Regions from separate parts of the Homo sapiens genome. Here region 2 is linked to region 1. Evidence: chromatin loops called from intact Hi-C (ENCODE). Cell type or tissue: lower lobe of right lung. All regions are shown on one strand. Links, peaks and the distances in the headings refer to the core of each region. The heading gives the core; the rest is flanking DNA.

Evidence for each region. Hi-C counts contacts between places; a loop is a spot of excess contacts. Peaks named below come from ENCODE experiments on the same cell type or tissue, not always from the same donor. Only the 100,000 strongest peaks of a DNase experiment are listed, where the experiment ranks them.
Region 2: it touches region 1 in a loop (4-fold over the local background); 103 of 110 quality-filtered maps call a loop at or near these places.

The regions. Positions count from the first base shown.
Region 1 is chr2:86,200,385-86,214,177 of GRCh38, forward strand. It overlaps MRPL35 (mitochondrial ribosomal protein L35), which reads left to right. Exons shown (of 4, transcript NM_016622.4): 2 at 5,722-5,911; 3 at 6,799-6,943; 4 at 10,096-13,406. The coding sequence ends at 10,284. It overlaps REEP1 (receptor accessory protein 1), which reads right to left. Exons shown (of 9, transcript NM_001371279.1): 9 at 13,609-13,793. Among named protein-coding and RNA genes, the nearest start is that of MRPL35, 7.8 kb to the left of the region's middle. In lower lobe of right lung, for the core only: no CTCF peak of the experiment used is centred there; a DNase peak (open chromatin) is centred at 11,357.
Region 2 is chr2:86,364,564-86,381,455 of GRCh38, forward strand. No RefSeq gene overlaps it. Among named protein-coding and RNA genes, the nearest start is that of REEP1, 35 kb to the left of the region's middle. In lower lobe of right lung, for the core only: a CTCF peak has its summit at 3,888 (motif pointing left); a DNase peak (open chromatin) is centred at 3,888.

The sequences.
Region 1 (13,793 bases), core at 8,620-13,619:
ACACTCAGGTCAAAACAGTGCACTACCAGAAGCCTCCTCTCCCCTATGTATCAAAATTCTCTACTTCCCCCCCAGATATAAACACTGTTCTCATTTTTATAGTTACTATTAGGTTGCCTATTTTTCCTATAGTAGTTTTAGCATCCATATGTGCATCTCAAGAACATAGTTTTGCCTGGTTTTGAACTTCACATGAATTGGTTCATACAGTATATACGCTTTAGTATCTTCTTTTACATTGTGAGATTCATTCATTCATTTTGCGTAGCTGTAATGCTTTCTCATTGCTATATAATTCTTTTTTTTTTTTTGAGACGGAGTTTCTCTCTTGTTGCCCAGGCTGGAGTGCAATGGCACGATCTGGGCTCACTGCAACCTCCTCCTCCCAGGTTTAAGTGATTCCCTTGGAGTAGCTGGGATTACAGGCATGCGCCACCACGCCCAGCTAATTTTGTATTTTTAGTAGAGTTGGGGTTTCTCCATGTTGGTCAGGCTAGTCTGGAACTCCTGACCTCAGGTGATCCGCCCGCCTCGACCTCCCAAAGTGCTGGGATTACGGGTGTGAGCCACCCTGCCCGGCCTGCTGTATAATATTATATGACTGTGCCACAATTCTCCATTTCCAGTTTGGGGCAATTATGTACAAAGCTGATTGATCTCATCCTGGCGCATGAGTCCAATTGTTTCTGAGGATGTGGGTATGTGTGAAAATCGCTGTGGAATTGCCTGGTCAGAGAATATGTATATATTCAGCATTGCCTGATATTGCCAAACTGTTGAGGCCCCACATCCTCACCAACACCTGATATTGATATTGTCAATAGATATTGTCAGACCTACAAATTTTTGTTAATCTGGTGGCTTTGTAATGGTATCTCATTGAGATTTAAATAAGCATTTCTCTGATTAATAACAAGCTATAGTGTGTTTCACATTTTTATTGGCCTTTTGAATTTCCTTTATGAAATATCCACTTAAATATTTTGCCCATTTTCCTATTGGATTGTTTGTCTTATTTATTTAGAGTATTTTTTGTTTTGTTTTTGTTTTTCATTTGTGTGTGTCCTTTAGCTTCTCCCACTCAGGCTTGTCTTTTTTACATTATTTTGGAGTGCCCTTTGACGAAAAGTTGTTTTTCATCTACTTGAATTTATAGTTCTTGTAATTTTTAAATAGATGATGTAGGTAGTTATCAACTTACTATTAATTTAGATTCTACTGAAAACAATTTAAAGAGTGATGTGACAGCTTATTTTAAAATGTCAGTATTTTAAATATGCTGGAAATTATAGCCTTTTTAACAATTTAAACTATTTGATATTTTAGATATTAAGAATTTGTGAAAGGGTAGTTTTTCAAAATTCTTTTAGGAAACATAGGATCAGAAATCTTGAAGACTCCTGGTTTCGATACTGTCACAGTCTCCTCCACTCCCATCCAGTGCAGTTCATGTCCCCCATTCATTCCTTTGATTCATGCCACATAGGGCCATTGTAATTCCCCAAATGTACATCGTCACCTTTGTACGTCCTATTCCCTCTGTCTCTTCGTACTCTGTCAAAACTCTGGTTTTGCGTTACCTCTTTTGTGAAAACATCTGTATTCTCTATACAACAGTGTGTTTAGAGTAGACTAGTCTGTATGAAAATGCCCAGACGGGGCAGAGGACTGAAGGAAATTAGTTACTTTCCTTGATGTACTGCACTTTTGTTAACAAAGCTAGACTGTTAGGTTTCCCTCACAGGCTTAATCACATGATTGATCCACCAGAAGGCGCAGTAGATAGAGCCTCCCCACATATTTTCCCATGAACTGCTCTCAACCAAGATCCCAGTTCCTGTTGTTCCCGTAACCATTTTTTCTAACTTCAGTGTATTTATTCCTGATTTCATCTTGTTGGTTTTGATCTGTTTTTCTCTCTTACTAAGATCACTTGGAGTTCTGATACTCTGTGTCTTCACAAATACATTAACAAGCCATTGTTCCCAGCTTGCTTTTTGGGAAAATTGATAAATATGTCTTATGCAGCCTCAGGATCTTCATAAAAATTGAGAACAAAAGAATTTCATAGGTTTTAATTTTTTAACCAAGAGATACCAAAATCTGATGACGTGTGAAAATTGGAACATTTTCTTGTCTACAGTCCTCCAATGCACTTAATCTTCCAAAGATTACCTCCTGCCTTATTACATCTGCACATCTTTTCAGTTCTTTGCGATTTAACTTATTTGATTTCCAAGGCCCTATGTAAGGGCTCTCTCATCAGTTTTCTGCACCAATGTTTATGCTACCCTTTTCAGTTGCAAATTGTTATCTCTTTTTCTTTTGTGGAGACAGAGTCTCCTTCTGTCTCCTGGAGTGCAGTGGCAAGATCTCGGCTCACTGCAACCTCTGCCTCCTGAGTTCAAGCAGTTCTCCTACCTCAGCCTCCGAGTAGCTGGGACTACAGGCGCGCGTCACTCTGCCCAGCTAATATTTCTATTTTTAGTAGAGACGGGGTTTCACATGTTGGCCAAGCTGGTCGCAAACTCCTGACCTCAGGTGATCCGCCGGGGCCTCCCAAAGTGTTGGGGTTACAGGGGTGAGCTACCACACCTGGCCCTGTTATCACTGATGGCCACATATTAATATACAGGTTAGGTATCTTTAATCTGAAACTTTTTGAGTACCAACATGACACCACAAGTGGGAAATTCTTTTTTTTTTTTTTTTTGAGACGGAGTCCCGCTCTGTCGCTCAAGGTGGAGTGCAGTGGCACAATCTCAGCTCACTGCAAGCTCTGCCTCCCAGGTTCACGCCATTCTCCTGCTTCAGCCTCCCAAGTAGCTGGGACTACAGGCACCTGCCACCATGCCCAGCTAATTTTTTTTTGTATTTTTAGTAGAGACGGGGTTTCACTGTGTTAGCCAAGATGGTCTTGACCTCCTGATCTCCTCGTGATCTGCCTGCCTCGGCCTCCCAAAGTGCTGGGATTACAGGCGTGAGCCACCGCACCCGGCCCACAAATGGAAAATTCTTTACCCGATCTCACGTGATCGGTGGCAGTCAAAACTTTGTTTCATGTACAAAATTATTTAAAATATTGTATAAAATTAACTTTAAGCTATATGTGTAAGATTTATATGAAACAAATGAATTTCATGTTTGGACTTGAGTCCCATCTCCAAGATATCTCCTTTATGCAAAATTTTAAAAAATCTAAAATACTTCTGGTCACAAGCATTTCAGATAATACTCAACCTGTATCATCTTTGCTAAGTATCCCTCTTCTTTATTATCTGCCATTAGCATTCATTAAATGTTTTCTCTGTGCTACCCTTCCAAGCACTATACATGCTTCATCTCATTCAAGTCTCATTACCTCTCCATAATTAACTTCATTTAAATTTGAGGAAACTGGGGCACAGAGAGGTTAAGTAACTTGCCCCTGGTTACACAGCAAGGAAGTCATAGAGCTAGAATATGAGCCCAAATCATCTCATTCAAATCCTAGCACTTCTATATCAACATGGCCCCTCATTTGTTATCTGAAATCAGTGCAGTAGAAAATAGGAGAGTAGTTCTAAGTCCCAGCCAAGCATCAGACTCAGGTGGAGTATTTTTCGCTTTTTTTTTTTGAGATGGAGTTTCACTTTTGTTGCCGAGGCTGGAGTGCAATGTTGCAGTCTCGGCTCACTGCACCCTCTTCCTCCCAGGTTCAAGTGATCTTCCTGCCTCAGCCTCCTGAGTAGCTGGGATTATAGGCGCACACCACCACACCCGGCTAATTTTGTATTTTCAGTAGAGACGGGGTTTCTCCATGTTGGTCAGGCTGGTCTCGAACTCCTGATCTCAGGTGATCCGCCTGCCTCGGCCTCCCAAAGTGCTAGGATTACAGGCATGAGCCACCATGCCTGGCTGGAGTATTTTTCTTAACCAACTTTATTGAGGTAGAATTTACATGCCATAAAATTACCCATTTTATGTGTACAGCTTTATGTTTTTTTATTAATTTAGCAAGCTGTACAACCATTACCACATTCCAGCTTTAGGACTTTTTTTTTTTTTTTTAGTCTTGTATTAGTGCATTTTTTTTTTTATACTTTAAGTTCTGAGGACATTTTCATCATCCTGCGGAACTTTTTTAACACACAATTTTGAGTCCCAAACTGGACTTCAGTCAGAATTTATGGGTGGAGTCGGAGCTCCACGAGTGATTCCGATTTGCAGCCATGAACTATTAGTCTGGCCATAGTGGGAAGGACTGATAAGAGGACTGCATCCGGACCACACATCTAGGCTCTCTGAAATCTGCCTTCTGACCTGTTCCACCCCACTGCCCACTACTTCTCCCCAGGCGTCTCTGATAGTCAGGCGAACAGTCTCAGCCTCTGAGGCAGGTCTGGTCCTCAACCCATACATGTACAGTTGACCCTGGAACAATACAGCAGGTGGGGTGTCAACCCCAAGCAGTTGAAAATCAAGTTGAAAAAAAGTATAACTTTTGGCTCCTCCAAAACTTAATTACTAATAGCCTACTGTTGGCCAGAAGCCTTACCAATAACATAAACCATTGATTAACATATATTCTGAGGCCGGGCACGGTGGCTCACACCTGTAATCCTAACACTTTGGGAGGCTGAGGCAGGTGGATCACTTGAGCCCAGGAGTTCAAGATTGGGCTGGGCAACATGGCAAAATTCTGTCTCTACAAAAATTAGGCATGGTGGCACATGCTGTAGTCCCAGCTACTTAGGAGGCTGAGGTGGGAAGATAGATTGAGCCCAGGAGGTCAAGGCTGCAGTGAGCTATGATTGTGCCACTGCATTCCAGCCTGGGCCACAGAGTAAGACCCTGCCTCAAAAAAAGAATTTTAAAAACATATATCCTGCATGTTATATGTATTATATACTGTATTCTTAACAATAAAACAAGCTAGAGAAAAGAAAGTCATAAGAAAAGAAATAGGTTACTGTTCATTAAGTGGAAGTGGATCATCATAAAGGTCTTCATCATCTTTACATTGAGTAGGCTGAGGAGGAGTTGGTTTTGCTCTCTCTGCGATTGCAGAGAAAGAAGAGGTGGAGGAGTTAGAAGGGGAGGCTGGAAAGGCAGGCATACTCGGTGTAACTTTTTTTGAAAAAAATCTGTGTGTAAGTGGCACTGTGCAGTTCAAACCCATGTTGTTCAAGGGTCACCTGTATTTGTTTCAGTCCCCATGCCTTTGCTTATGTTGTTCGTCCTACCTGAAATGTGCTCCTCCTCTTCTAAGGGCCTGCTCACTTTCTAGAGAACTCAAGTGCCTCTTCTCTTTTCTTCGAGAATCTTTCTGTCGCCACTCTTGTCTCTCCAGGAAGGGTCCATGCTCTTGCATCCCTGACCTGCCATTGTACTGTGTGTGGGAATTCTGTCTCACCAGAGTATAAGATCTGGGAGGTGGGAATAAATGTTACACACATCTCTTTTCTTAGTACTGGACATAGAGCTAGCAGACATCCGACTTGGTTGTGATGATGGTTGCACAGCTCTCTAAATTTTCCAAAAATTGTTGAATTATATACATAAAATCAGTAATTAATTTATGGTTATACCTTAGTAAGGTGGTAAAAGCTTCACAGATGAGTCTGATGCTCAGGGCACGTTAATTATGTTTAATACTTGGTGGCAGTGATACATCTCTTAATTTTTAATATCTGGATGCATATTTTGGAGTATTAAATATATATGCTCCTATCTTTACAGGAATCCTACGGCCCCTGAATATTTTGGCATCTTCAACCTACCGCAACTGTGTCAAGAATGCCTCTCTTATTTCTGCATTGTCCACTGGACGTTTTAGTCATATTCAGACACCAGTTGTTTCCTCCACTCCCAGACTTACCACATCTGAGAGAAACCTGACATGTGGGCATACCTCAGTGATCCTTAATAGGTAGAGTATATTTCTTTGTGGGGTTTTTTTTGTTTTTTGTTTTTTGTTTTTTTTTGAGACGGAGTCTCACTCTGTTGCCCAGGCCAGAGTGCAGTGGTGCATTCTCAGCTCACTGCAACCTCCACCTCCGGGGTTCAAGCAATTCTCCTGCCTCAGCCTCCTAAGTAGCTGGAAAGTTCTGGGATTACAGGCGTGAGCCACTGTGCCTGGCTGGTAGAGTCTATTTCAATAAACATGATGCTTAGACAAACTTTCCAAGATATTCATGCCTGCAGGGGTATCCTAGAAGTAGGTGGTATTCTTTGCCTACCTGCAGTTAATTATGTAGACATCTGCTTGATTGAGTGGGAGACTGTGACTGACATCCATGTATCTAGGCGCCTGCAGCAGGAAAATGCCAAACACAGCATGCTTCTGATGTTGTATGTGTGCTTTCCTGCATGGAGGCTGTCATCCAAAGTGGAGGGTGCACAAGACGCTCAGCTTATAAGGATGGGCTGCATGTGTTGGTCATTCAGTCAGCAAATACTCAGTTAAATACCCCTGGGTGCCTAGCACTGTACTTGGCAAAAAGGACATAAGGGTAAACAAATTGAAGTCCTCAAGGAGTTTGCAATCTGGTGGGAAGATGGATAAGAAATAAAGCGATGATAATAGAATGAATTATTTTACAGGGATTGAGGGGGTAGGTTTTAGAAGATTGCGAGTTGGTGATGGTTGCTATTCTAATTTATGCTTAATGTCATGGGTCATTGGAAGTAATATTGTATATGAAAAGTTAGTTCCAGTCCATTGGAGCAGCTTTACTCATTTCTCAGTATAGATAATGAATTTTAATCCTTTAATCAGTCTGATTACAAGCTAAAAATTTTAAAATATATTTTTAGAATGGCCCCCGTGCTTCCAAGTGTCCTGAAGCTGCCAGTCAGATCTCTAACATACTTCAGTGCAAGAAAAGGCAAGAGAAAGACCGTGAAAGCTGTCATCGATAGGTTTCTTCGACTTCATTGTGGCCTTTGGGTGAGGAGAAAGGTGAGTCTTCACACTGTTACTAAATTGAAAAAGGAATGTGAGGCCGGGCGTGGTGGCTCACGCCTATAATCCCAGCACTTTGGCGGGTGGATCATAAGGTCAGGAGTTCAAGACCAGCTTGGCCAACATGGTGAAACTCCATCTCTACTAAAAATACAAAAATTAGGCGTGGTGGCAGGCACCTGTAATTCCAGCTACTCGGGAGGCTGAGGCACATAATTGCTTGAACCCGGGAGGTGGAGGTTGTAGTGAGCCAAGATCGAACCACTGCACTCCAGCCTGGGCGACAGAGCGAGACTCCGTCTCAAAAAAGAAAAGAAAAAAGGAGTGTGAGCAGATTAAAATCAAACAGAATTCAGAATTCAGCCAGGCACTGTAGCTCATGCCTGTAATCCCAGCACTTTGGGAGGCCAAGGCGGGCAGAACACTTGAGGTCAGGCGTTGTGGCAGGTGCCTATAATCCCAGCTGCTTGGGAAGCTGAGGCAGGAGAGTCGCTTGAACCTGGAAGGCAGAGGCTGCAGTGAGCCAAGATCACGCCACTGCACTCCAGCCTAGGTGACACAGCAAGACTTCATCTCAAAAAATGAAAAGAAAGCAGCTTAAGACCAGTTTTGCAAAACCATTTTTGAGATTTAGTAACTGCCCAAATCCTAATTCCCTTTCATTACTTGGAAATTAAATCTTTAAAAATCAAAATTTGGTTCCCTGTAAAAATAAAATAGTTGGTAGAACTTTCTTGATGTTTGAAAGGTTGAAAGGATTCTCCCGTTTTATAAACAGTACTAAATTAGTAGATAAATGGGTTGGTTGGAACTCTCAGCTCATTTCTCTATTGAAACACTGTGGTGGGTAGTTTCCTACACCAGTCAGCAGAAGCTCATATAATCCATAAAGCAGCTAAACTAAAGGTCTAATGTTCTGAGTTTTGTGAATTTGAGACCACTGGAAACATTTCTTCCCTTTTGTGTGTATGTGTTTTTTTTTTTTTCTTTTTTTGAGACAAAGTGTCACTCTATCGCCCAGGCTAGAGTGCAGTGGCACAATCTTGGCTCACTGTGACCTCTGCCTCACGGGTTCAGGCCATTCTCCTGCCTCAGCCTTCCGAGTAGCTGGGATTACAGGCATGCACCACCATGCCAGGCTAATTTTTGTATTTTTAGTAGAGACGGGTTTTCACCATGTTGGCCAGGCTGGTCTTGAACTCCTGACCTTAAGTGATCCACCTGTCTCGGCCTCCCAAAGTGCTGGGATTACAGGCATGGGCCGTGACGCCTAGCCCCACCCTTTGGTTTTTATACCAGTTATTTCCAGGTCCTCTTCTAGCCCTAGGTAAAATGAAATGGGTGGGTTTCCTTGCCTTCCTTTCCATGTCCCTCTTACTGGGCTCTGGGGCCCTCATGTTACTGTAAAGGACCCGATCATACTCTCCAGTCATAATACCTAGCTTCAGTTCAGGGCTCCCGAAAGTATACCCTGTATAGAATGCCCTGCCTCTTCAAAATCTAATTTTCAGAGAAAAAAAAAATCTGGGTAGATGAATTCAAACTAATGTGTAAAACAAAGTATTTTCCATGACACGGTTTCATCCAGCAGTCCTTGGTATTTATTGTTCATTCCCTCCTTCCATTTTTGAATCTAGAGATTGTCTAAAAAATTTCAAGCATTTTCATAGTGGTTCCATTCTGTGAATAATCTTTAAAGGATACTGGTGGTAATGAGCAGGGCAATAAATTAGGTGTTTGTACGTCAGAGATCCATAGTAACCCAGTTTGGCCTGCAAACTATGAAATTATTACACAAATGTGGAGATTTGGCTTTAAATGTTTGCATTTAAAATTGTAAGCAGTGAGTAGCAAAAATCTAACCTCTAGCATTCTAAAACCAGAACTCTTAAATAACCTTTCCTTATTTCATCACTGTCCTTATAGAAGTTGATGGTCACAGTGATGATACTAAGACATGTCAGAAATGCAAGGCACATTCTCGGCAAAGAGCCATGGTTTTGTTCAGTTGGTATTGTGCCATAAAGAGCCCTTGGCTTGAAAGGACCCAAGGGCTCACCGTGTGGTTTTAGCCAGATGTTAATTAAGCTGGATGGCACCTAAGATCCCTTCTAGTTTAAACAGGCTATGATTATAGTTTTTATAATCAATCAAATTTTCCTTTCCTGTCTTTAAAAATAAATTCTTCAAAATGAATAATACCTGTATGGGTGTATATGAAAGTTCTGGGTTAAATATGTGGGTTAACCATTCCTTCACCACTCCTAATAATAGTCTTACCATATTCATAATTCCTTAGAAAAGTACTTCCTATAAAAATTGGTCCCTTGTGTGTGAAAATAATAAATGAAGCAATATATTTGAGAACTGTGCTTCTCAGCTCTTGTAATACTCAGCCTCCTTAATAAATATTAATGTTGTTACCTCGCCTGCACTCCATCCTCCTCTACATTAGGAAAGACAGTGGTTAAGAACTCTTATTAGCCTGGGCAAGATGGTGAGACCTTATCTCTACAAAAATTTAAAAAGTAGCTGGGTATGGTGGTGCACACTTGTGGTCCCAGCTATACGAGAGGCTGAGGCAGGAGGATCACTTGAGCCCAGGAGGTAGAGGCTGCAGTGACCGTGATCATGCCACTGCACTCCAGCCTGGGTGACAGAGTGAGACCCTGTCTCAAAATGAAACAAAAAAAGAACTCTTATTAGCCCTCAGACCTCTGTCTGCTACTTCTCTAATCAATGGTTTCTTTTTTTAAAGATGTAAAATAGAATAATAGTATGTTGTTAAAGATTGCTGAAGAGATAGTAAGATCATACCTGTTAAGTTAGTGATTATAATTCTGTCATTATCTTGTACTTTCCCAGCCACACACATTTAGTTTTATTTTCTGTGAGTTTAATTTAAATAATTTTTTTCTAAAATATGATTTATTACTAATTCTTTTTTAAACTACACATGCTTTCTCCATCCCCCTCCCCGCCACCCTCCCTTCCCCCGGCCATTGAGAATCACATCTTTCCAAGAAATAGTCCAGCCCCTATGGAAGTCTGGTTTTTGTTCTTATTGGGTCTATAAACCTTGAGTTGTGAAGATACCTGTTGTTTCATACATAGTATGATGTTTTACATTTCTTTGTAATATCTGACAGGCTGGCTATAAGAAAAAATTATGGAAAAAGACACCTGCAAGGAAGAAGCGATTGAGGGAATTTGTATTCTGCAATAAAACCCAGAGTAAACTCTTAGATAAAATGACGACGTCCTTCTGGAAGAGGCGAAACTGGTACGTTGATGATCCTTATCAGAAGTATCATGATCGAACAAACCTGAAAGTATAGATCAGAAGTTTCACTTGTTTCTCAGTTATTGGATATGTATCTTTGTGTACATATCTTTGCAAAAATGGATAAGTACAAAACTTGATGTAAATTGTACCAATGAATACGTAAACATACAGTGACAACATTAAACTTAGAAAAGTTTTAAAACTTAATGGATCAGACTTTGCCAGATTTGGTTAGGGAAACAGAAATTTAGAATGGTGCATTATTTTTAACAAATGGTATTGGCTTAACTAGTTGTTTCAGTTATGCTCTTTTAGTTGCAAGGAATCTCAAGTGGGACAAACATAAAAAGACTCAAAAGCTACAAGTTAGCTCAAGCAATGTGACATTATTTCAAGGATATGTGCCAGGGAATTCAGGAACCACCTCACCAACCCCATCTCCCACTCAGAAATCACCTCCCAGCCTCAGGAAGAGTAGAAATTGGGTGGTGCTCCTCAGCAGGGGAAGGTGGATGTTTAGGCTTGGGCTCTGCATGCATGTGACTTGCTTCTTTTTGCATTGTTAACTCCATTCTCTCTATTCACCAACTTCTCTACACAGCTTTTGCATACTTACAGTTTCTGTTCCTTTGTAATAACTTTAACTTGCACCTTTGAGGTTCTTTTCTACATGATGACCTTCAGCTCCTGCTGCTAGTCTCCAATTGCCAAGGGAATTTAACTGGGCCAGACTACCTTTTTATACTAGGTCTGGTTGGGTCATTGTCTAGAGTAGGGATTGGCTGTCCTTAAGTCAGGAGCCCGCTTTGTATTAGCAGGTTTGCATGCAGCAAAAAAACAGTTATGTGAGCAGTTTCACTTGGAGGTTCACATGGGGTGGCAGCACACTTAACATCTAACACACCAGGTTCATTGTGTTCATAACACTTGTCATTTACTGTAACAACATTTTTTCATAGGAGAGTAAATAGCCCTTCAGCATGCTCATTCATGAAACAGAAGAGGCTGTACAAGTGAAGACAAGGGCTTTTTATGCAAGTTTTGAAAGATAGGTATTTATTTTTTCTAGAGACAGGAGTTTTGCTCTGTTGCCCAGGCTGGAGTGCAGTGGTGCAATCATAGCTCATTGAAGCCTCGCACTCCTGGGCTCAAGTGGTCCTCCTGCCTCAGCTTACTGAGTAAGGATATGTATTTCTTAAAAGTTAGTTTATCCACTTCAGATTTCATGTTTTCATTTGTAAGGATAAACTTTTCCCACAAATTTTCAACAATCATTGTAGAAACTAAGGGGGAGAAAGTAATCTCAGTTGTTTTAGAAACGAAAAAGTTAAGCATTGTTTACTTGAAGTGGGCAGGGAAGCAGCACTGAGTAAAGTTCAATTGAGTGGTTACAGTCTAGGGCAGTGGTTCCCAACTCTCCGATCAGAATCATCTGGGAAGCATTTTCAAACAGCAAAGTACTTTGAAAACCATTATTAAATAGAATTATGCATGAATTACTGTTTCAGATCCTTTAATGTGGTAGTTGGTAATAATAAGATGAAATTCCTCTGTTGTTAGTAAAATTATGAAATTGAAGTTCTGCAGCATGTCAGGCCAGGATTATTAGGGAGATTCCTCGAAACTAGTGTGTGTTTATTAAAAGGAGAAAGGATAACAATAGAATGTTCTAAAACCAGAAGTCCAAGTGCGTGTCTACTTATGGGACCAATAAATAAAGAACAGACATTTGATTTGAGGTGAGGTAAAAGCCTGAAACATGGAATGGCATTCTGTTTTGATGGATTTTCATTTCTTCGCACTTCTGAGACGGCAAAGCCAACCACTTAGAAGCCTTCCACATCTTTGTCACCTGCCTGGCTCCTGCTCTCTGATGTACCTCTGGGTAGTGAGATGGAAATGGTGCCTGCAGAAGTTGGGGAGAAGGATACTTTTGCACAGCCTCCATGATGTCTTTATTGCAAATATGGATGACAAGGGTCTCTGTTACAGGGGCCTCAGAGCACCTTCGTTTCTCCTCTAGACCAGGGACAGGTGTAGAGATAAGGACTGGCAACCAGAGCCTCAGCATCCAAAGATGGACTGAAGTGGGATGGCTGACAGGCACATAACTTACGGGAAAGGGAATTTCATACATACGATTTTTGTTTTGTGGGTAGGAGGGCTTATCATCAACACTGATTTTATAATCTGACAATAAATGTCTTTCATTAAAGAGTTTACCTAAATGATGTTCGATTATATGTATAATTTATAAAATATTTATGTATAGTTTGTTTATTCAGGTATATGTATAATTTATTGAACACCTACTATGTCCCAGCATATCTACAAAACTGGGTACATACATACTGTCTAACTGCTAATCCACATTTCCAGTCTTACAAAGGACATAATGATTAGTTAAGCCCTAATTTAGATTTGAGGAAACTGAAGCTGAGAGAGGGTTAAGTAAATTACCCAAAGTACAGCTAATAAGACCCAGAATCTCAGTCTCACTCCTTGGGATCCTGTGTATTTCCCTGAGTCTTCTAACATATGAAAATTCATATCTAAATCAACAAGTGACTGTAATCTGGTACTATAAATACTAAATAAACACTTCTTCATAACACTGTACCAATTCAGCTTTTAAATTTTATTACTTTGCTTTCCTGTCCTTTGCCAACTCTTAACCTAGTTAATCCTAGTTCTGTTGACATTGGACCAGGCTCAGTAAATAAACGAATGGATTTCCAGCCTTTTTTTCCCATCTGTTCCTGCTTTTAGTCCTCTGAATCTGCTTCTTTTCTTACTGCTGCTTTATTTTACAGTGATTTTGTCAAACATAGAATACAGGACTAAAAATGCAAAGAAATTGGGTCTGTGTTTAATTTTGATGTTTCAAATTTTGAGCTTCCAAGTCTTTGTGGCCACCCAATGAAGTTTGAGTCTGCCTGTTCAGATGTGAAAGGTAAGGGCTGCAGCAGGTTTAAGGGTGGCCCTTCACCACCCTGTTGTCACCTGCACAGGCACTCCCCCATTTGCAGATGAAGAAATGTTCAGAGAAGAAAAATGATGGACCAAACGTCTGTTTGCACAATTGAAACTCTACCAGTGGACTATTCTATTTTCACAGCTACCTAGTTTCTGCCGATGATTTTTTTAAATGTGAAATAAACAGTGATACTTTCAGGTTTGTAGTTGTGTGATGAACTGGTTTTCAAAACATTTATATCATCTGGTTTTCTTTCCCTCTCAACATCCTATGCAACAGGCACGGGGCCAAGTCACCAGGCCAGTCGGTGGCTGAACACTCAGCTTCTAATCCTTGCTACCTCCCATATTTGAAAAAAAGTATTTCCTGTTTCCTTTTAAGCCCAACATTACAAAGATGTTTTTTAAAAGAAAAATGTTAAGACTTTATTCAAGATGTGTATCAGGCATTATAACAAAACAGCAGAACTTCAACCTTTGGAATACTGTAATTTTACATCCCTTTGATGCACAGTCCAGTATACTATTTTATTACAGATCATTCTATAGGGACTACAGACATGAACTAGAGGAAATGTGCACAGT
Region 2 (16,892 bases), core at 1,384-6,383, 160 kb after region 1:
GGGGTGGGAGGTGGGTGCGACACACTTTTTTGGGGGGGCTGTGTCGGGGAACGGTGTCTCGCTCAGTCACCCAGGCTGGAGTGCAATGGCGTGATCTTGGCTCACTGCAACCTCCGCCTCTCAAGTTCAAGCAATTCTCCCGTTTCAGCCTCCTAAGTAGCTGGGATTACAGGCACCGGCCATCATGCCCAGCTATTTTTTTTTTTTTGTATGGATAGGGGTTCACTATGTTGGCCAGGCTGGTCTCGAACTCCTGACCACCTTGGCATCCCAAAGTGCTGGGATTACAGGTGTGAGCCACTGCACCCAGCCCGGTGCCACACACTTTTAAACAACCAGATCTCATGAAAACTCACTCACTATCAATAAGACAGCACCAAGCCATGAGGGATCTGCCCTCATGACCCAAACACCTCCCACCAGGCCCCACCTCCAGCACTGGGGATTACAATTCAACATGAAATTTGGGTGGGGACAAATATCTAAACTACATCACATAGCTACTCAGAATCTGAGAATGTGACCTTATTTGGAAATAGTGTCTTTGCGGATGTAATTAGTTAAGATGAGGTCATACTGGGTTAAGCTGGGTCCTGAATCCAGTATCTAGGGTCCTTATAAGAGCAGGAAAAGACACACAGAGACACATCCAAGGAAGAAGACCATGTGATGATGGAGACAGAGATGCGAGTAATGCAGCTGCAGGCCAGGGAATGCCAAGGATTGCTGGCAATTGCCAGAAGCCAGGAGAGGGGCACACAAGAGATTCTCCCTCAGAGCCTCCAGAAGCCGCCAACCCTGCCAACACCTTGATTTTGTACTTCTGGCCTCTGGAACTGTGAGAAAATAAATTTCTGTTGTGTTAAGCTCCCCAGATTATGGTAGTTTGCTATGGCAGCCCTAGGGGATCATACAGGGAGGTTCCCTTCAGAGTCCCCCTTGGAGCTGCCTTTGCTTCTCCATGTCCTCTGTGGTCAGGGCTCTTCCTGCATCACCCACAGGGCCCAGGGTGGGACTCTCAGTTGTATGAGCACAGCATACAGGACTGTGGCTTTGTCACAGCCAGCCACAGGGTGGTCCTTCGAAAATAGCCCTTTGCAAAGTCCAGGGATTGGCTGAGAGCCAGGATGCACTGCGCATCTCAGTTCCCCACCCCCACTACAATAGAGATGATGATATACCCTAAGTGTGCAGGTAATATTAGTGAATCAGCAGAATTTTGTTAAAACTATGCAAGGCTGAGTGCACAGGAGACAACTAGGAGGCCACAAGCATTTAAAGGCTATAATCTAGTTCTTATTAATAATGTAATGACAAAACTGCCATTTATTGAGCACTTAGCATGGGCACAGAGCACTTTATAAGCATTGTGTCATTTTAGCCTCCCATCAGGACTTATGATGTAAATAACGTGCCCAAGGTCAAGAAGCTAGTAAGTAACAGAAGAGGGCAGATAAGACATGTGCTCTTTAAAAGAAAGGAAGGAACAACAGAGCTGAAGATAGCATGTGCGTAGGACACAATTTCGCAGAAGAAGCAACATGCAGTGGTAGAAAAATCTGTAAAATGGAGACAAAATAATTCCAAATTCATGGGGTTGTTCTGAAGTCTAAATGAGCTAATGTTTCAAAGGATTTTTCCTCAGGTGTCTAGCATATAGTAAGGTCTCAACAAACATGAGCTGTGCTAATTATTATTAAAATGCATGGGGCAGACATCCAGAGCCTTCCAGATGGAAAGACTGTCTAGAGAAAAAGTAGAGATTCAGAAGGGTATATTTTATCCTAAAGTCAGGTGTAGACCCTGAGCATGAAGATGAAGAAAACAGTTATGGGTGGCTAAATAACACTAAAGGCATTGGGAAAGTACTCTGTGGTCTCTGGAGCTGGAGGGTCCTGAGACTTGCTGGGGGAGGGATAGGTAGGAATTAGGTGACACAGGGCTCCAGGCCCTTTCCTACCTCCTCCACCCTGAGCCAAACTGCACTGAGCTGGGGTTTTTTTTTTTTTTTTGTCTCACTCTGTCACCCAGGCTGGAGTGCAGTGGCACAATCTCAGCTCACTACAACCTCCGCCACCCCAGCCCAAGCGATTATTGTGCCTCAGCCTCCTGAGTAGCTGGGATCAAGGCGCGCGCCATGACACCCAGGTAATTTTTAGTAATTTTAGTACAGACAGGGTTTCACCATGTTGGCCAGGCTGGTCTCAAACTCCTGGCCTCATGTGATCCACCTGCGTTGGCCTGCCCAAAGTGCTGGGATTACAGGTGTGAACCACTGCACCTGGCCAACACTGAGCTGTTTACCCACAGTATTTCATTATGGGATTATGTCTATGGAATGCTTAATTTTGCTCCCTGTAGCCTTGTGATGTTGGACACATCTCTTCACCTCTTCACCTGTCTGAACATCGGTGTCCCCATTGTGAAATGGGATAATATAGCACCTGTCTCTGAGGGTGGCCAGTAGCATTCTATTATTCAATGCATGTCAAGAGCATAGAACAGTGTGGACACCTAGTACTAGCCAAAAGATTCTGCTATCACTTATAGAGAGGAAACTGCTGACAAGAGACAGGAAACAACTTCTGCAGGTGGCCAGGCTGGCTAGTAACAAAGCCAAGCCAAACCAATCTTTGACCTGTCAGATAACACTCCCATAATCCTGACCTATGCTTCTTCTATGCCAGGCACTGCTAAGGGCCTCACAAATATCATTCTTTTAAACTCATGACAATCCTGAGAGGTGAATATTATTATTTTCTCACTTTACAGATAAGAAAACTGAGAGCCAGAACAGTTAGATAATTTGCACAAGGGCTCAGAGCTGGTTAGTGACAGAGCTGGGATGCAAACCCAGGCAGCCTGGCACCAGACTATTAAACTTTGCCTCACTCAGGTGATATATCCATTTGTGGTCCAATCTCAAGAGAGAGTCGGTAAGGGACAAAAGTCAAGAGGTCTGGGATATAATTTCAGGAGCAGAGGGAGGTTTGCTGGGCTGTGTGTGGGGCAGGCAGGCCTGGGTCCTTGGCCTTTGTAACTAGCTCTTAGGGGAGCTCTGGGGACAATGTCCTCCAAGACCCAGCCTGCTGGTCAATCCTGTCTCCTTGCTGAGTCCCCTTTGCCCTTGTCCAGGTGCCCTTTGCCTTGAGCTTCTGCAGTGCCCTGGCTTCCAAACAACCTACTCTGATAAGCTGCACAGTCTTTCAACTCCCAGGTTCAAAGCCCAGCTCTGCTACCTGCTGTCCTTGGATGAGTTTTTTATTTATCCTCCTTACACCTCATTCCTCACCTGTAAAACAGGGATGGTTTTCTTATATTTGCTTTGCTTTATTCCAAGGATGATATCAGACAGTGTCTGCAAAACAAATGGCACATAGTATTACTAAATTCACGTTGGTTCCTCCCCACCCCCAGTCTACTCTGCTCCCTCCTTATCTATCCCCACTTTCCTCTAATTGTGGAATCGCAATCGTGGCTCTTTTCTGCAAACATCCCTCCATCAGATGACAAAATACTCAACTCAAACAGAAGTCAATCGATCCAAACTTAATAGTAACTAATATAACAGTGCTATGCACCAGGCTGGAGGAAAGTGCTTTAAATGCATTTTCTCCTTAAATCTTCAAATGAATCGTGCAATTTCCTGTGGTTTCAGAGACCTCAGTGAGTAACTTGCCCAAGGTCACACAGGGATTTAGTGTCAGAGCAGGATTTGGATCCACCCACCAAACCCAAGCAGACGGCTCCTGTCCAGTGCCTGCACCCTGCCGTCTGTTCCTGTGAGAAGCCAGTCCGGGCCACCCAGTTTCTCTCCCCAGAGAGCCCCCTGTCCCAGAGAAGGACCCTGTTCTGCAACCCAGAGAAGGGGACTCCTTGGGGATTTGGCCTGGGGCGGGTGCGCCCTCTGGGGGAGCCAGCAGAGAACGCCTGGGAAAAAAAAAAAAAAAAAAAAAAAAAAAACGCGGTGGGTGGGAAGGAGGCGGGGCTTGAAAAACCAAATTGCTTTCAACAGGTACTTGGCCAATCGCGAGGTACCGCAGCTCAGTGAAATCCCTAAGTTAAACCCAAGTACCATCCAGACTGATTGAACACTTATCTCCTGTGAGGGTCTGGAATGAATTGGTAACAGATGGATGAGAATTTCAAAACCAGAGAGGTGCCCACAGGAGCCAGCATGGGGGACAGTCCCTAGTGCTGGTGAGCTGACATCTAGGCATCATTGTTCAGTCCTGGGCTCATCAGAGGCAGCCAGGCGAGGTGGAAACTGTTCATGTCCAACTCAGAGAGTGTCAGATGCAAGAGGAATAGGACAACTGGGAGCACTGGTGGTCAAAGGGATTTCTGCTTCGGGTGCAAAATTGGAATTAAAAAAAAAACAACTCTGGAGATTCTATGATTGAAATATCTGTCAAGAATCTGTGATTCTATTACAGGTGCTGCTCTAGGAAAAAATGCACTGTGGGGGTCCTGCTCACACCTGGGGTTAATCTAAGGATTACAGAAGTGCATTTGGAGGGAATATTGAAGCAGACGGAGTGGGCTAGCCTAGTGGGTCTGCGTGTGGCCCCTGAAGAGCGGCTTCAGTGTCACTTGGGACTTGGTAAAAACACAAACTTGAGGTTCCAACCCCAGGCCTACCGAGTTAGAAACTGTACAAGTAGGGCCCAGGAATCTGTTTTAATAAGCCCTCCCAGGGACTCTGATGCAAGCTAAAGTTTCAGAATCACTCTCTAGAGTTCATCTTAATCTGGTGGTTATTTTCCTCTGTATTTTCATCACACAGTACTGATATTTACTACTGTTAATATAACAATAGAGCATCCATCAATTCGGCATTTATTATGAACCAACACAAAAATGAAAAAGACGTAGTACCTTCTTAGTAGGAGCTCACAAAATGATGAGAAACTCAATTTTAACCCAGACAACTGTCATGCGCACCCCAGCCAAGGGATGAACACACTAAGGGTGCAGAGGAAGAAGGGATTCATTTCTACTGATAAGCTGGCAGAAAGAATCACTGAAACAATGATTCGTGATTTGGATTTTGAAGGACATGTATCATGTTCAGCAAGCAGAGAAAGAGAAATTGATTATTACTTAATAATAGTTCAACCGTCCTTAAACCAAGGGTTTGCTTTTAGACCAAACAGAGCAGAATAGTTGTTTTCCTTGATATCTTTATTTGTGGGGCAAGTCAGGCAGCATCATCTGCTGGTGGTTCTCATGGTAATGGGAAAGCAAAAATAAATGATCTTCATCAGTTCATAAGGTTGCTAATCACCCAAGGTCAGGACTGGAGACTGTGAACCCAGACGCCACTGGTTTTGAGTAGAGGAGCAATATGCAGAGAGGAGAACTACCTGGTGACAGCAAGGATGTGTTGCTGTGTGTGGAGGGCCAGGCGTCCAAAATGGGGAGCGGGAGATGGAAGAGACATCAGCAGAGAGGAGGAGAGAAGAAATGAAGGAGGATTTGACTGAACTTGGTGGAGGCTTTCAGGAAAGAAGAAGAATCAATCGTTCAGTAGTACCTGTATTTGGCCTCCTAAATTAAATGTAAATAAGGCTTTGCAGCCTGAAAGCATAAGAGGAAATTTAAGCCAGAGTTTCAATTATTTAAAACTGCAACACAGTACACTTGGAGCTGGGATCCAGACTGTTCTGAGGAGTCAAACCACATCACTCATTAGACAGATCTTCTCTGAGCTCAGGACAAGCTAGCCCCTGGATCAGTCAGGGCCTAAGCAGAAGAGAGACACCACACAATAATTTGAACAGGAAAAGTTCAATATAAAGAATAAATCATAAAAGTGAATTGGATAACAGGGGATTGGCTAAAAGAACAAAAAGAGAACTCTAAAGAATAGAGGAATGGCAGACATAAGAAGCAGCTGCTATGCTGGGGGCTACTTAGGCCCATATGATAGCAGAGTTGCTTAGGTGCTTGCCAGCACAACTTGCTGGAAGTCAGTCTTCTAGGGTGCTAGGGAAAGCTGCTCCTAGGGAGGTGTCAGTGGAGGCACTCCACTATAAAACTACCACAGGTGGAGTGCCAGGGGAAGCTGCTGGCCTCCAGATGTTGCAGGAGCCTGGGACTGGAGAAGCTGTGCTTGCCACAGGAACCTATTGAACTAGGCAGTACACTGGAAGCAGGAAGCAAAACTCTTTCCTCCTGCAATGTCTCTCCAGCGCCCTCTACTCACAAAACTTTCCTTGGAAAAAGAAAAATATTTATAGGTCCCAGCTTAATTTTCACAGAGCAAGCAAAAAGGGTGAATTTGGAGTTGAAAAGCAATGAATTGGTAACTGGGACACCCCATAACTATCTTAGAAGGTTCAGGACACTCAAAAAGGGTATCGTTTGATTCCATATTACCGTAGAAAACAGTTTAATCTTGTCTAAGTTTGGACTTTAAGCAGGTAGAGGCTTGCCTGATGGGTACCTGGCCATGTGTGCATCAAAAACTTTATAAAAATTGATGCCTTTTCATCTAGGACTTCCATTTCTAAGGACAAGCAGAGGTAAACAGTGGTTCATTGCTGTGATATTTATTAGAAAGACAGAAAACGTGCTTAGAAGTCTGATATCTGGGGAATGGTTCAATAAGTTCTGATGTGTTTACAAGGTGAAATATAGGTCATTAAAATGATATTTTAAAATAATTTTTAATGGAATGAGAATATACTCATGATATAATGTAAAAAGGAAAAAAAGGACATGAATAGTATCTGTGGTACATTCCCAATTATGTTAAAATGTAAAAGAGTGTGTGTGTATGTTTAATAAAACAGAAGGCATGATAATGGTGTTTATCTCTGGATGGTGATTTTTATTTTTCTTCTCCATGCTTCTCTATATTTTTCATATTTCCTAGACTGAGCATGTGTTACCTTTATAATTTAAAAAATGTGAGCATGTTTTAAGGAATATGTACATCTCCAGCATTCAGTAGCAGGAGAGAAGCCTGGCTTCACGATTCCTTCTGGAAGCTTACGTTTAAGATCTGATTTTTCTTCAGGAGTACAGACTTTTAACGGCCTGTTTACAGCTCCACTGGGGTGTGGGTGGAGACAGAGCTCTTTCTGCCCATATCATTTCCTCTTCCTATATCTCTTGAATCTTTCCTTCCTTTGTGCAGAAGAAGAGAGAGAACAAAAATATACAGCAGTGTGATAACATGGCCTTCATAAAACTCTGCTCCTGACAGCAGCCACTGTGTATTTACTGACTGCAGAACTTCCCTCCCTCCTGCTCAACCCTCCCTCCTCCTCTGCTAGATATTTACCAATTCATTTGTATCCGATGTTCCTTCTGAAACAATCACTGGGATAAGATGAGATTCTCTTTTTCTGAGGTTTTCGCTTGCCAGAACAGCATTCCAGAATTCTGGTTTTGTTTTTCTTTTTTAAAAGAACTCAGTTATGGTAAAGATATGCATGCTGCATAATGATAAAATAATCTAACTTTCAAGTCAAAAAATAAAATATATTAATCTATATTATTTTAATAGCTTCTTATACAATAAAAAAGCATTGAATTTTCATAGGACACTTTTAATAAGTCACAGTGTGACCAACTCCTTCCTCTTTTCAAGAGTCTGATGGAAGTCCAGCAATTTAATAACAGATATCACTAAGGAAACATGAAAGAATAAGATGAATGGGATAGCTACCGGGAGGGTTGTTTAAACTATCAACCAATATGGCCCCCCTATACTCACACACACACATGGTCACACACACATGCACACTAGAAAGGACATGAAACTCCTCTCTGGCCTGTGGGGGCAGAAGACAGCTGGAGAGGAAGCAAGACCTCAAATTAATTGAAATTTCAATACCCACACGAGGCTACGGCTCCTGTTTGGACAGCATAAACAGAGGCAGAGTAAGTTTGGAGAGCTGAGAGCAGAGGAGCTCTGTTCGCTCTTTCTCTCCAGAACTCTGGTACCTCATAGGAGTGTCTCATGCCCTTTTGCAGTGGAAACTGTAGCGTGACAATGACTGAATGGGATGCCAGGGACACAGGGGTTCTGGGACAGTCTTACCTGTATTCCCACGGCTCTTAAGTGGCATGAGGGAGCTGTCACATTTTTCTGAGCCTCCCTTCCCCAAGAAAGATACAGTAGTTAGATTTTAAAAAAGGAGAGAAATGCTAATCTCCAGGATCCCTTTGCCTTGAGGGAATACTGGGTAGAAAGTGGTGTGAACTCTATGACTGCTATCATATGAGACCAGACCAAGACTGGAGGCCTGGCTATCATGGGTTCTGGGGCACTCCTCCCATATCCCTTCTCCAGGGCAGATGCACTCATCTCTCAGCTGCTGAGAATACTGGTTGCTGACCAGTATCCACTGGGAATTGCCCTGGCTGTGGGGAATTGGCCCCCGGGTGGGAGCAGTCCACACATAGTCAGTGACTGGCTGAGGTAGGGATACAAAAGCCAGCCTGTCCTGCTTCAATTTGGAGCAATCATAAGGCATTGTTCCAGCTCAAGAGCTCCCCCTGGGATCTAGGATCTGTCACCACATTACAGGACGGTTTCTATCTCTCCCCATTCCTGCCTTCCTTGTTCCCTTATTCCCATCTGCAAGACGCATAACTGCCAACACTTTCCAATAACCCCTCTGTAAGCCTTTTTCCATCTCAGAATGTGAATTCATTGTAATATAGTTGGTGCCGGGAGTGGTCCTAGGAAGCCAACTGCAAAAAGGGATTTTGGAAATGGGTCATTTGCTGGCTAGCTGGCAATGAGAACCCTAGACCTGGTGGCTGAGCATATGCATGGGACAAGAGCCCCAGAGTGTGCTGGACAGGTAACATTGTTCTGATCAGCACTAACACAGCTCCTTGGAGGACATTGCAGGGTCTCTGGCTTGCATTTTGAGAAGCCAGTGGAGGATTTTGAGTACAGAAGTGATTTAACCTCACTAATTTACAGGGAATATAGGGAGAAGAGAAACATGTTAAAAGACACCAAGGGGAAACAATCAGAAAAATCCAGGCTGGCAGAAATCCTACAGGATAAACAATGTTGTTTGATTATGTAAAAATATCTTGAAAGATGGAAGACACTATAAGCCAGGTTAGATGACATAAGTGTGTCTACGCATACAGCAGCTCAGGAATGTTACCCAAGAAACTGGTAATGGATGTGCTGGGACCAGATGTAGGCAGCTGTAATACAGAGTGAGGAGGAAAATTACCTTTTGAAGTATTTTCTTTTTTGCATGTTGTTTACTTCACCACCCTATCCAAATAATTCTATTTTGGTATCAAGTAATTGTATTATTTCTTTGGAAACAATACCAATAAATAAATATATCTTTTAAAAAAGGTAGCAATAGACTGGGAAAATCGACATTAATATTCCCAATATACAAATATTTTCTACAAGTCAATAAGAAGAAGATGAACAGCGAAACAGGAAAAAAGCTATTCATCAATCCATCTTTTTCGAATGGTTTTGATGAATCCCAAGCACGTGCCCAGCACTATTCTACATGCTGAGGATAGGGTGCTGAAGTAAACAAACAAAGACTCTGCAATCCAGAGGCTAACATTCAGTAATGGTGGGGTGTGCACGGAAGAAGAGCACATCTACAGGCAATTGACAGGAACAGAAATTCTAATGGTTATAAAGAAATAAAAAATTCTCGACCTCAAAAACAAATATATACAAAGTGAAACAGGAAGACATGATTTTAACCCATGGAGTGTCAAAGATTAAGTAGACCTAGAGCATCCATCCACAGTGAGAGTGGGGGAATTGGAACTCCTTTGTAATGTTGAATGGTATGTAAACCAGTGCAAGAGTGAAAGAGCATAATTTGCCTGTGTGTGTTAAAATAGAAATTATACATACACTTATAGCCAGCAATAACACACTTAGGAAACTTTGGAAATAATACCAAAAGTGCAGAAAGGCATATTGAGAAGCAGTGTTTATTACAGCATTTTTTTGAAACAGTGAAAATGTAAAAACAATCTCGATGCTCATCAGTAGATGATAGTTAAATAAATTATGATATATCCATAAGTACAAAATAGTACTATTTTGATGTTAAAAGAATGAGGTAAAGAATGAGGTAATTCTATAGATATTCACCTGGAAAAAGAAGGTTGCCAAGCAGAATATAGGAATTGTTCCCTGTTGGGTTTTTAAAAAGCTCTATCTGTATGATAAAACTTAATTTGTTAAAAAACAAAACTCTGTATGTGTGTTTTAAACTTTTCTTTTTGGAATAATTATAGACTCACAGAAAGTTTTTAAACTGTCTTTTAATTTTTTTACTTTTAATTGACACAAAAATTGTACATATTTATGGGATACATGTGATATTTCAATACATGCATACAATGTATAATGATCAAATCAGGGTAATTGGCATATCCATCACTCAAACATTTATCATTTCTTTGTGTTAAGAACATCTGAAATCATTTCTAGCTATTTTGAAATATACAATAAATTATTGTTACCCATAGGTACCCTACTGTGCTATAGAACACTGGAACAAATTCCTCCTGTGTGACTGTAATTTGCACCATCAATCATTCTCTCCTTATCTCCCCCTCCCTTTATCCTTCCCAGCCTCTAGTAACATCTAGTGTTTCACTCTATACTTCTATGAGATCAACTTTTTCAGCTCCCACATATGAATGAGAACATGCAATGTTTGTCGTTCTGTGTCTGGCTTATTTCATTTAACATGATGTCCCCCAGCACCAGGCTCATCCACTTTGCCTCAAATGACAGGATTTCATTTCTCTCTCTCTCTCTCTCTCTCTCTCTCTCTCTCTCTCTTTCTCTCTCTCTCTCTTTCTCCAGGGTCTTGCTCTGTTGCCCAGGCTGCGGTGTAGCAGTGCGGAGTGTAACAGTGCGAACATGACACACTGCAGCCTTGACCCCCCGGGGTCAAGAGATCCTGCCTCAGCCTCCCATGTAGTTGAGACCACAGGTGTGTGCCACCATACCTCGCTAATTTTTTATTTTTATTTTTTGTAGAGATGGGGTCTCACTTTTTTGCCCAGGCAGGTCTCAAACTCCTGGGCTCAAGTGATCCTCCCACCTCAAACCTCCCAAGGGCTGGGAGCACAGGTGTGAGCCACCACAGTCAGCCATCAGAATTTCATTAATTTTTATGGCTGAATAATATTCCATTATGTATATATACCATGTTATCTTTATTCATTCATCTGTTAATGGACACATAGTTGATTCTGTATCTTTGCTACTGTGAATAGTGATGCAATAAATATGGGAGTGTAGATATCTCTTTGACATACTGATATGATTAGGCTTTGTGTCCTCACCCAAATTTCATCTTGAATTGTAATCCCCGTAATCCCCATGTGTCAAGGGAGAGACTGAGTGGAGGTAATTGAATTATGGGGGCAGTCCCCCTTACCATGCTGTTCTCATGATAGTGACTGGGTTCTCATGAGATCTGATGGTTTTATAATGGGCTCTTCTCCTCTTCACTCAGCATTTCTCCTTCCTGCCACCTTGTGAAGAAGGTGCCTTGCTTCCCCTTCACCTTCTGCCATGATTGTAAGATTCCTAAGCCTACCGAGCCATGTTGGGCTGTGAGTCAATTAAACCTCTTTCCTTTATAAATTACCCAGTCTCAGGCAGTTCTTTATAGCAGTATGAAATCGGACTAATACACATACTGAATTTTATTTTGTTTGCTGCATACCCAGTGGTGGTATGGCTGGATCATATGGTATTTCTAGTTTTAGTTTTTAAAGGAAACTCCATACTGTTTTCCATAATGACTGTCCTAATTTACATCCCCACCAGCAGTGTATAAAAGTTCACCTTTCTCCACATCCTTACCAGCATTTGTTATTTTTTGTCTGTTTGATAACAGCTACTTTAAGTGGGGTGAGATAATATTTAATTGTGGTTTTTATTAGTATTTCCCTGACAATTAGTGGTGTTGAGCATTTTTTTCACATACCTGTCAGCCATTTGTATGTCTTCTTTTGAGAAATGTCTTTTCAGATCATTTGCCCATTTTTAAACCAAATTATTACTATTATTATTATTTTAATTTTATTTATTTATTTTTTTGAGATGGAGTCTCACTCTGTTGCCCAGGCTGGAGTACAGTGGCGCCATCTTAGCTCACGGCAAACTCTGCCTCCTGGGTTCAAGCGATTCTCCTGCCTCAGCCTCCTGAGTAGCTGGGATTACAGGTGTGTACCACCATGCCAGGGTAATTTTTGTAATTTTAGTAGAGATGGGGTTTCACCATGTTGGCCAGGCTGGTCTCACTCAAACTCCTCACCTCACGTGATCCGCCCACCTTGGCCTCCCAAAGTGTTGGGATTATAGGTGTGAGCCAGAGCGCCCAGCCTATCTCTATTATTTTTGCTGTTGAGTTGTTTGAGTTCCCTCTATATCCAGGATATTAATCCTTTGTTGGATAGATAATTTGCAAATATTTTCTCCTACTTTGTATGTTGTCTCTTCACTCTGTTGATTGGCTCCTTTGCTGCGCAGAAGTTTTAAAAATTTTATATAATCCCATTTGTCTGTTTTTGTTTTTGTTGCCTGTGCTTTCGAGGTCTTATCCATAAAAATCTTTGCCCAGACTAACATCCTAACACATTTCTCCTGTTTTCTTCTAGTAGTTTCATTGTTTCTCGTCTTTAATTTAACTCTTTACTCTATCTTGAATTGGTTTTTGTATATGGTGAGAGATAGTGGTCTAGTTTTATTCTTCCAAGTATTCTTCAATTGTCCCAGCACCATTTATTGAAAAGACTGTCCTTTCCCTAATATATGTTCTTGGCACTTTTGTTGAAAATCAGGTAGCAAATCGGTGAATTTATTTCTGGGTTCTCTATTCTGTTTCATTGGTCTATGTGCCTGTTTTTATGCTAGTAGCCTTGTAGAATATTCTGAAGTCAGGTAGAGTGATGCCTCCAGCTTTGTTCTTTTTGCTCATGATGTCTTTGGCTATTCAGGCTCCTTGTGGTTCCATACACATTTTTGGATTGTTTTTTCTATTTCTGTGAAGAATGTCACTGGTATTTTAATAAGAATTGCATTGAATCTGTAGATCACTTTGGGTAGTGTGGACATTTTAATAATATTATTTCTTACAACCTCTGAACATAGTATGTCTTTCCATTTTTTATGTCCTCTTTATTTCATCAGTGTTTTATAGTTTTCATTGGAAATATCTTTCACTTTCTTGGTTAAATTTACTTCTAGGCATTTTTATAGCTATTATAAATAAAATTGCTTTCTTAATTTTTTTAGATTGTTTGCTATTAGTGTACAGAAATGCTACTTTTTTTTTTTTAAGACAAAGTCTCACTGTGTCGCACAGGCTGGAGTGCAGTGGTGTGATCTCAGCTCACTGCAACCTCCACCTCCTGGGTTCAAGCAATTCTACTGCCTCAGCCTCCCGAGTAGCTGGGACTACAGGCCCACACCACCATGCCCAGTTAATTTTTTGTATTTTTAGGAGAGACAGGGTTTCACTATGTTGGTCAGGCTGCTCCCCAACTCCTGACCTCAGGTGATCTCCTGCCTCGGCCTCCCAAAGTGCTGGGATTACAGGCATGAGCCACTGCTCCCAGCCGTTACTAATTTTTGTACATTGATTTTTGTATTATCCAACTTTACTGAATTCATCGATCAGTTCTAACAGTTTTTTAGTGGAGTCTTTAGGATTTTTAAAATATGAGATCAAGTTGTTTGCAAACAGGAAGATTTTGATTTTCTCTTTTCCAATTTAGATGCCCTTTTCTTTTCTTTTTTTTTTTTTTGAGACGGAGTCTCGCTCTGCCGCCCAGGCTGGAGTGCAGTGGACGATCTCGGCTCACTGCAACCTCCGCCTCCCAGGTTCACGCCATTCTCCTGCCTCAGCCTCCTGAGTAGCTGGGACTACAGGTGCCTGCCACCATGCCCGGCTAATTTTTGTATTTTTAGTAGAGACAGAGTTTCACCATGTTAGCCAAGATGGTTTCAATCTCCTGACCTCGTGATCCGCTCACCTTGGCGTCCCATTTCTTTTCTTTTCTTTTCTTTTCTTTTCTTTCCTTTCCTTTGCTTTCCTTTCCTTTCCTTTTCTTTTCCTTTCCTTTTCTTTCTCTCTTTCTTTCTCTCTCTTTCTTTCTTTCTCTCTTTTTTTTTTTTGCCTAATTGCTCTGACCTTAGACTTCCAGTGCTATGTTGAATAAAAGTAGTTAAAGTAGGCATCCTTGTCTTGTTCCAGATCTTAGTGGAAAGGCTTTCAAATTTTCCCTGTTCAGTATAACATTAGGTGTGAGTTTGTCATATATGGCCTTTATTGTTTTGAAGTACATTTCTTTGATACCTGATTTGTTGAGAGTTCTTATCATAAGAAATGTTGAATTGTATCAAATGCTTTTTCTGCATCTATTGAGATAATCATATGGTTTCTGTCCTTCATTCTGTTCAAGCAACGTATCACAGTTGTTGATTTGTGTATGTTGAATCATCTTTGCATCCCTAGATAAGTCCTACTTGACCATGGTGTTTTATTTTTTTGATGTGCTGTTGCATTCAGTTTGCTAGTATTTTGTTGAGGATTTTTGCATCTATGGTCATCAGGGATATTAGTCTGTAGTTTTCTTTTGTGTGTGTGTCCTTCTCTGGTTTTGGTATCAGGGTAATGCTGGCCTTGTAGAGTGAGTTAGAAAGAATTCCCTCCTCTGGAGTTTTTTGGAAAAGTTTGAGAAGAATTGGTATTAATTCTTCTTTGCAAGTTTGGTAGAATTCAACAGTCAAACCATCCAGTCATTGACTTGTCTTATTGGGAGACTTTTTATTACTGATTCAATCTCATTATGTATTATTGGCCTGTTTATGTTTTCTATTTTTTCATGGTTCAATCTTAGCAGGTTGTATGTGTCTAAGAGTTTACTCATTTCCTCTAGGTTTTTCAATTTATTGGCACATAGTTTTTCATACTAGTCTCTAATAATTCCTTGTATTCTGTGGTATCACATGTAACATATTTTCTAAATCTCAGATTCTATTTCTTAATCTAGCTAAAGGCTTGTCAATTTTGTTTACCTTTTTTTAAAACTAACTTTTGTTATGTTAATCTTTTATATTATTTTAGTCTCAATTTCATTTATTTCTGCTCTAATCTTTATTATTTCTTTCATCGTACTAATTTTGGATTTGTTTTGTTCTTGCTTTTCTAGTTCCTTGAGGTATATCATTAGTTTGTTTATTTGACATTTTTTGACTTTCTTGATGTAGGTGTTTATGGCTATAAACTTCCCTATCGGTACTACTTTTGTTGTGTCCCATATGTTTTGGTATGGTGTGTTTCATTTTCATTTGTTTTAATAAATATTTAAACTTTCTTCTCAATTTCTTCACTGACCCTTTGGTCATTGAGCAGCATGTTGTAAAATGTACGTGCATTTGTACAGTTTCCAAAGTTCCTCTCTTATTGATATCTAATTTTATTCCATTGTGGTCAGAAAAGATACTTGATATGATCTTGATTTTAAAAAATATTTTGTGGCTTGTCTTGTGGCTTAACATATGGTCTATCCTGGAGAATGTTCCATATGCTAATAAGAATGTGTATTCTGCATCTATTGGATAAAATGTTCTGTAAATGTCCATTGGGTCCATTTGGTCTATAGTGTAGTTTAACTCTAATGTTTCCTTGTTGATTTTCTGTCTGGATGACCTTTCCATTGCTGAAAGTGAGCCATTGAAATATCCTACTATTATGGCATCGCAGTCAATCTCTCCCTTTAGGTCTATTAATATATTTGCTTTCTATATTTAGATGTCCAGTGTTGGGCATATATGTATTTATCATTTTTATACCCTCTTGCTCTATTGACTCATTTATAAATACATAATGGCCTTCTTTGCCTTTTTTTTTTTTTTTGCCATTCTTACTTAAAGTCTATTTTAGTATAGATATCCTGCTCATTTTTGGTTTCTTGTCTAATATAAGTACAGCTATTCCTTTTTTTTTTTTTTTTTTTTTTTGAGATGGAGTCTTGCTCTGTCACCCAGGCTGGAGCGCAGTGGCACCATCTTGGCTCACTGCAGCCTCTGCCTCCTGGGTTCAAGTGATTCTCCTGCCTCAGCCTCCCAAGTAGCTGGGATTACAGGTGCGTGCCACCATGCCCAGCTAATTTTCTTATATTTTCAGTAGAGACGGGATTTCACCATGTTGGCCAGACTCCTGACCTCAGGTGATCCACCCACCTTGCCCTCCCAAAGTGCTGGGATTACAGGCTTGAGCCACCATGCCCAGACCTGGTTTTTATCTAATATAAGTATAGCTATTCCATTTTTCATCGAAATATCTTTTTCCATTTTTTCACTTTCAGTCTTGTGTGTATCTTTTTCCATTTTTTCACTTTCAGTCTTGTGTGTATTTATAGGTGAAGTGAGTTTCTTGTAGGCAACGTATAGTTAGGTCTTATTTTTTCTTTAATCCATTCAGCCACTCTGTGTCTTTTAATTGGATAATTAAATTCATTTACATTCAAGATTATTATTGATAGGTAAGGACTTACTACTACCATTTTGTCACTTGTTTTCTGGTTTGTTTTGTAGACTCTTTCTTCCTTTTTTCTGTCTTCCTTTGTAGTTACGTGGTTTTCCCTAGTAGAGATGTTTTGATTGCATGCTATTTATTTTTCTATTATAAATGTATCTATTATAAATTTTTGCTTTGTGGTTACCATGAAGCTTATAAAACACTCTTACAGTTATAACATGTTATTTTAAATGGATAACGACTTAACTTTATTAACAAAGCAAAGAAACAAAATTAAACTCTACACTTTAACAATATCTCCTCCACTTTTTGGCTTTCTGATATTTCAAATTACATCTTTTTATATTGCCTTCTAACCCA